Regions from separate parts of the Homo sapiens genome. Here region 1 is linked to region 2. A link is a contact called in ENCODE Hi-C or POLR2A ChIA-PET data. All regions are on one chromosome and are shown on one strand. Each heading gives the region's core, a stretch centred on a gene start or an enhancer-like site at or near the end of the contact. The rest is flanking DNA. Distances are from core to core; before and after follow the strand shown.

Region 1 (2,907 bases), core at 243-2,742, 84 kb before region 2:
GATTATAGGCACACACCACCATACCTAGATAATTTTTAAATTTTTTGTAGACAGAGGGTCTCACTACGTTGCCCAGGCTGGTCTCGAGCTCCTGGCCTCAAGAGATCCTTCTGCGTTGGCCACTGAAAGTGTTGGGATTACAGGTGTGAGCCACCAAGCCCCGCCTGTTCAGCTTCTTCATGCTTCTTTGCAGGTTACTGAGGTGGCAGATTTTGCATGAGCTCATCTCTTTGGTCTTTAGGAGTTCCAGGGGTGACTCTCACTTCTCCAGATGCCTAAAAGCCTGAATAGGTTATTTTGGCAACACAAGTGGGTGAATCAGAGCTACCAAGATAAGGGTTTTATAGATTTATATACATATATAATCTTTCTTCTTAGCTACATCTTGGAAGGCTGAATGCCTCAGGAAAAACATGATGCTTTTTCTGTGTTTTACCTCATGTTTCTTTGGGAGAATATAGAGGTCAAAGGAAGTTGCAAACTAGCTCTTAGAAGGCAAATCTAGGTACATCTTGATCTTCCACCTCCATCATTTATCTTTGCAAAAGACTCTGTCATCTTGTGTGTTGATGACTCACAGCTCGGTGGGGGAGGCAGGGCAGAGCTTCTCTCCCTGTGTGAGAAGGAGAAAATGCCATGTCTACCCAGCCACCTGAAAACACCTTCCCTGACAATAAAGGGAGGACTGTGCTCTAGGGAAAGACAGGACAGACCAGAAAAGTGGACCTGTTGGAAGCAGACAGCTGGCCGTGGGGAGAAAAGTGGGGTGGAGCCAGGGACACAAGACATTGGGTGGCTTGGCTGATTGCATCACGTCTGGCAAGAAGCTTGGTTCTACTGAGTTACTCTTTGCTTGGAGAAAATAGTTTAGGGAATAGCCATGGGCTTGTTGTGTGGAATGGAAACATACCCAGAATGAAAAGATTTTTAAATTGGCACCACTTGAGGTCAGATTTTAAATGGTCACACAGCATGAGCCAAATTGACTACATGCAGAGAAGCAACAAGCCACCCCGGTTGCTTATATTATTTTAATAACAGAAAGAATGCATTAGGAATTCCAGGCAAGACTTCCACCTGGACACAGTCCCAGATTCTAACTCATCTGTGCATGCCTTTTCAAATCAGCCTTTCACAAAGAGGCTGTTTTTCTCTGCAATCTCTTTCCTACCCATAAAGGAATCTGAGGTTCCTCCTTCCAGCTTCGGTTGTAGGAAGCAAGAACCCTGAGAGTGCTGCCTTGAGACAGGTGGCTCTGTGGAAGGCCACTAAGAAAACTGCCATGCAGTTCGGGGTGGCCTTAAATTCAAATAACAAAGCCTATCTCGGGAGGTGGCGTGAGGCATGCCTGGCCCCTTTCTCTGGCTTGGACTGGCTTGGACATGGTGGCTCCTGGAACCGAGAGAGGACTGAGTGTGGTAGTTGCTCCTGTCAGTCTCTGGGGTGGGGCCTGGGTGTCTCTGAGTGACGTTTGGCCTCCGCTAGCTCCACTCATGTGGCAGGAAGATGCCTGTAGCTCTTGCCGACCACTCTGAGCCACAAGGCAGGAAGGAAAACCGTGTGTGTGGCCTGATAATAATTAGGGTCCTTCCTTACACCTGGAACATTGCTGACACTGAAAAATGAATGCTGCTGTCATGCTTGTTAATTTTACCCTCTTGGGTCCTGAATGGCTCACTTAGCACTTGACTATTTTTCCAAGTCACAGAGACCAGACTAGATTTTTCTGGAAGGGAGTCAATTCTGTTCTCAGCCACAGATGGATCAAAAAGGAAAAATCTCATTGCTGTAAACATGTTGGAGCCTCCTGGCTGTGTTGTATTCACCTTCTTCAATCTGGGGGGAGTCTCTGGAGTCAGGTTAGGTTAGAGTCTTGACTCTACTAGCACTTGCCTCTAGTGAGCTTGGATTTGTTACTTAATATTCCTGAGCCATTTTTCCCTCATTTGTTGAAAAAAAATATAACAGTTGTTAAGAGGATTAATTGCAAAGTTCTTAGCACATGGCCTGGCACATAGGAGGTGCTCAAAGGGAGTATTGATGTAATTAAGAGACTTACCATGGAGTCAGGTTTAAGAAATCTCTGGAAGTGGAATCCTGGGAAGTGATGAAATGGGAATACCCTAAGTTGCTCCCCTGTGCCCACTTCTGGGGAGATGTCACCATTGTTATGGCACCCAAATTTCTGGGCAATTAGGGATCTGTGTTAGACCCAGATACCAACAGGAAGTGGCTCTTTCTGCTGATGGTGTTTATAACAAACCCCATGGACCAGCTCTCAAAAAGAGAACCCAGCCTCCTTAGCAAACTCAGCTGTGGAGTATAAGCTCCTCTAAGGGAAAAACCTCATTTGCTTTTGTGCACTACTTTGTCCTATGCAGAGTATGGCATATCATGGGGACTCATTTTGAGGTGAAGAAAGTGATGATGGAGGAGCACAGAGCTGAGGGCCCCATGTCGATTCCTGCGTCAAGCTGCAACTCATGTTGTGCCGAGCACAGTCAAGGGAAATGGAGCTTGCTATCACAGGATATTAATTTGGTTCTTGGGGACTTGCTTTGGGCAATTGCAGAGACACAAACTAAGATGGCTTTATTAATAGAAGAAAATGTCCTGGCACATAGACTGCTCAGGATGTAAAGAAATAAGAAACTGATCCAAGAAACAGCTGTATCTTAGCTACACTGGTTGAAGGTTATCACTAGTTTCTTAGGGGGAGAAAATTTAGGACCAGGTTCAATTGTCTAGAATATCTAGTGAAATAATAGACAATTCTCATTACAGAATACCAGTCCAGTCTTCTCAAAAAGTCTTATTGTCAATTTCATATGGGGTTCAGTTAAAGACTTCCTCCAGATACTACTGACTGTTAGAATCAAGGTTCTAGCCTGGTGTGGTGCCTCGTGC
Region 2 (3,048 bases), core at 389-2,888:
CTCTGGTCCAGTGCTGTGAACCTCTTTTTGGTAACTGAGGAGATAGGATAGGAAACATCGTGGGCTTCTGAGTCAGACAGGCCCTCAGTTTGTATTCTGCCTTCACCACCTGTGGTTTTGTGCAAGGTATAAAACTTGTTTCTCTTTTGAAAAAATATTGGGTTAAGTCGTATCTACTGTATAAAGATGCGTAAGTTTTACGACCCGAATTAAAAGACAGAGTCTGGGATGATGCCCAACACACAGTACATCCTTCTAAACATCAGCTTTCCTTGTAACCCATCTGACATTGAATGTCAAACAACTGCTTAATAAAAATCCACATTAGTTAAAGAGGCTTGAAATTTGAAAACAAATTATATAGCACTTCCATGTCATAGGTTACAGTTCCTAGACATTTCAATATCAGAGACAAGTAAAGTTGGAAAAACAACAACAACAACAACAAATCAATCAGGATTGGTAGCAAGGTAGAATTGCCAGCTTTTAAAATTTTGGCCAAGTAAGTTTGTTAAAGCAAAAGTCTCATCTGCTCTCATTATCCTTTCAAAAACAAGGTCACAGTGACTAATCAATCTTCACTAGGGATGGACACTTGTCCTAATTAAACAGACATATGTAGGTCACATATGTATTCTTATTATACATCCAATGCATATGAGCATTGTCCTTCCATTCCCTGCTATTTACAATTCACTGTGCGTGTGTGACAGTTTGTCCCATTCTGCTACCAAGATGGGGCTGTTAGTGGGAAACCATGGTCTTCATAAGTAAACTTATTTATGTACTTTTATGTGTAAAGTAGCCTCTGCTACTTTCCTTCTTTTCCCTTTTTACTTTTCTCTCTAAGACCCCTACCCCTGTGTACACCCCCGTGTGTGTTTACAAACACACATAACGCTTATGGTGCATTGGGCGCCCAATCTACCCCAATTTTTTCAGAAATAAGCCAACTGAATCGCAAGTGCCATACATTTTGATTCTGTACCCTTTCCCCCTCCTCCTTGAAGTCAAACGGAAAAAGTTGCTCCTTCCCTTTCCTCGGGAGCCTACTGAGCCTTCTCTAGGAGAGAGGGCCCTCCTTTCTTTAGCCTCCACTGGGTTTCGGGGCTGCCTGGCTGTGCTGACCCTTCTGGGCAGAGAACAAGGTACACAGAAAGCACAGCAGCCTCCTCCCTTCCCCTCCTGTGGCTTCAGTGGGCTTGGGGCATCTGCAGGGCTTCCCGCCGTCTCCTCGTCTCAGCGGCAACTTCTCCTCCTGTCCTGGCAGGAGTCCTAGGAAAGAAGGGCTTTTGAGTCAGTCGGTTTGTCTCCGTGCTCCTTTCCTTCTTGGTAGGAGAAGGCAGGCGACCTCTGGGCAGACGCCTGGGCTGCTTTCATGAGCTGGGAATCTGCACCGTCGCCCCCAGCTTGGAGTCGGGGGCGAGGGCTAAGCGTGCGGGAGTGGGATGGGAAACTGGACTGCTCTCCACCTCCTACTGATTTGAGTTCTCACACTGCGACCTCATGTGTTGTGAATTATAGAAATGCCAGACACACCCACAATTAAATATAAGCACCCAAAGGCTTTTGAACGCCAGTGTTAAGGGACTTTGAATGCTCCCTTGTTCGCGCCGCCTCCACACGGCTCACTTCCCTTACACCCAGTGGGGTGGAGCTTCTACCAGCTTGCACCCCACTGCGCTGGCCTGTTTCTGCTGCTTTCCTTTACCTTTCTGCCGCCAGGAACACGCCAGGCCGTGCTGGGATCGCATTTTCCTTGCAAGGGCAGTGACCCTTTTGTAGATATATTTCGTCTCTATGGGAGGTCTCTCTATGGTCAGAAAGGAACACACAGAAAATCCATTAAGCCCAATATCCAATCTCTTTCTGGGGTAATAGATGTCAGCGCTACTCGCTGAGATCTGAGTGAGAAATCTGCAGCCTCCTGGAGCTGAGTGCGGCTGAACTCATTGATCCAGCTGGCGGGCCACACGGACATGCAGCACGGTGCTACCTCTCTCCTCAAGGGGCCCAGACCCTGCAATACGCAGGTGGCAGTCACGCACAGAGGGTGGCCAGGGACTTCGCCTCTTCTGTCTGTTCCCTCCCCCACCCCCTGCTGTTTAGTGGAGCAGGTTCTGGCAATGCATGGGGGAAGGAGCCAGCAAGGAAGTGGGGTGGGGTGCACGTTTAAGCTGGGCTTTATCTTTTTTGGGCTTGTAAGTCTCTTTTGAAGTGATTTGGACCATAAAGAACAACGGTGCTTGTTTTTCATTTGGGAGGCTTCAGTTCTACCAAGAAGCGTCTTAAGTGTTAAGAGATTCACTGAGGTTGGCGCGCTCTCTCTTCATGTGGTTCACAGTTCTCATGTTTTACTTATTTTTGATGTGGTAGCTGTAGCCAATGAAAGCTATTCCCCACCCCCCCCTCCCCGGCCCCAGTTCAAAGTTATAAACTGAGAGTTTTGGGTTTCTGTCTTCAACGTTTCCTCTCTTTGACGTCTCTGTAGGACCAAAAATGCCAGTTTTTCAGTCACTCCCAGAGCCTTCATAGGGGCCAGTGGGTGGCTTGGGAAGGAACATGGGGGGAATTTGGCCTTCTGCCTTGGCGGGTATCCCTGAGTGCAGACCGGGTTCCAGGAACTATGTTAAGAGCTGAGGATGCCTTGGACACTCCCACCTTACCTGGGGACAGAGAGAGGACTCCACCATGCTCTCTTGAATGCCACCAACATCCTCTTAAATTGGCAAATCCAAAGATTGTTTTCAGTTTTCATAATCCTTTACCTCCTTCCAGTTCTAGATCCTGGTGACCCTCCCGTCTTTATTCATTGTTTTATTCAGTATATACCTAATAAGTGGCTAATTCATGTGCTATGGGGAGTGGCACAGCATCATGGTTAAAGGCAGGCTCTGGTGTCAGAGCGTCTGTCTGCACAGCCAGCCCTGACGTGTCTTAGATGTGTGACACAGGTAAGTTATGCAGCCTCTCTGGGGCTCAGTTTCCTCACCTATTAAATGGAGTTAATAATATTACCTATCTCATAAGGTTTTGTGAAGATTAGAT

The links. A loop is a pair of places that touch in the nucleus more often than their neighbours do. ChIA-PET counts read pairs that join two places held with the same protein, here RNA polymerase II (POLR2A). Pooled maps may share reads with other maps.
Region 1: a loop to region 2 is called in a map of dorsolateral prefrontal cortex, with 11 times the contacts of the local background. The contact joins two enhancer-like sites. A Hi-C loop is called at or near these places in 7 of 168 maps with a recorded cell type or tissue (aorta, ascending aorta, dorsolateral prefrontal cortex and 2 more) and 9 of 50 pooled maps. POLR2A ChIA-PET finds 5 or more read pairs at or near these places in 3 of 52 experiments (CD4-positive, alpha-beta T cell, MCF 10A and activated B cell).

What each region holds. Positions count from the first base shown.
Region 1 is chr13:40,270,281-40,273,187 of GRCh38, reverse strand. No RefSeq gene overlaps it. Among named protein-coding and RNA genes, the nearest start is that of LINC00548, 51 kb to the right of the region's middle. Within about 2 kb of position 1,492, at least 23 of the 41 ENCODE cell types and tissues checked have a DNase peak (open chromatin) inside an H3K27ac peak, as active enhancers do.
Region 2 is chr13:40,186,686-40,189,733 of GRCh38, reverse strand. All of the region lies in intron 1 of LOC124903162, which reads left to right. It overlaps LINC00332 (long intergenic non-protein coding RNA 332), which reads right to left. Exons shown (of 4, transcript NR_046870.1): 3 at 1,712-1,813; 4 at 704-1,275. Among named protein-coding and RNA genes, the nearest start is that of LINC00332, 6.4 kb to the right of the region's middle. Within about 2 kb of position 1,638, at least 4 of the 41 ENCODE cell types and tissues checked have a DNase peak (open chromatin) inside an H3K27ac peak, as active enhancers do.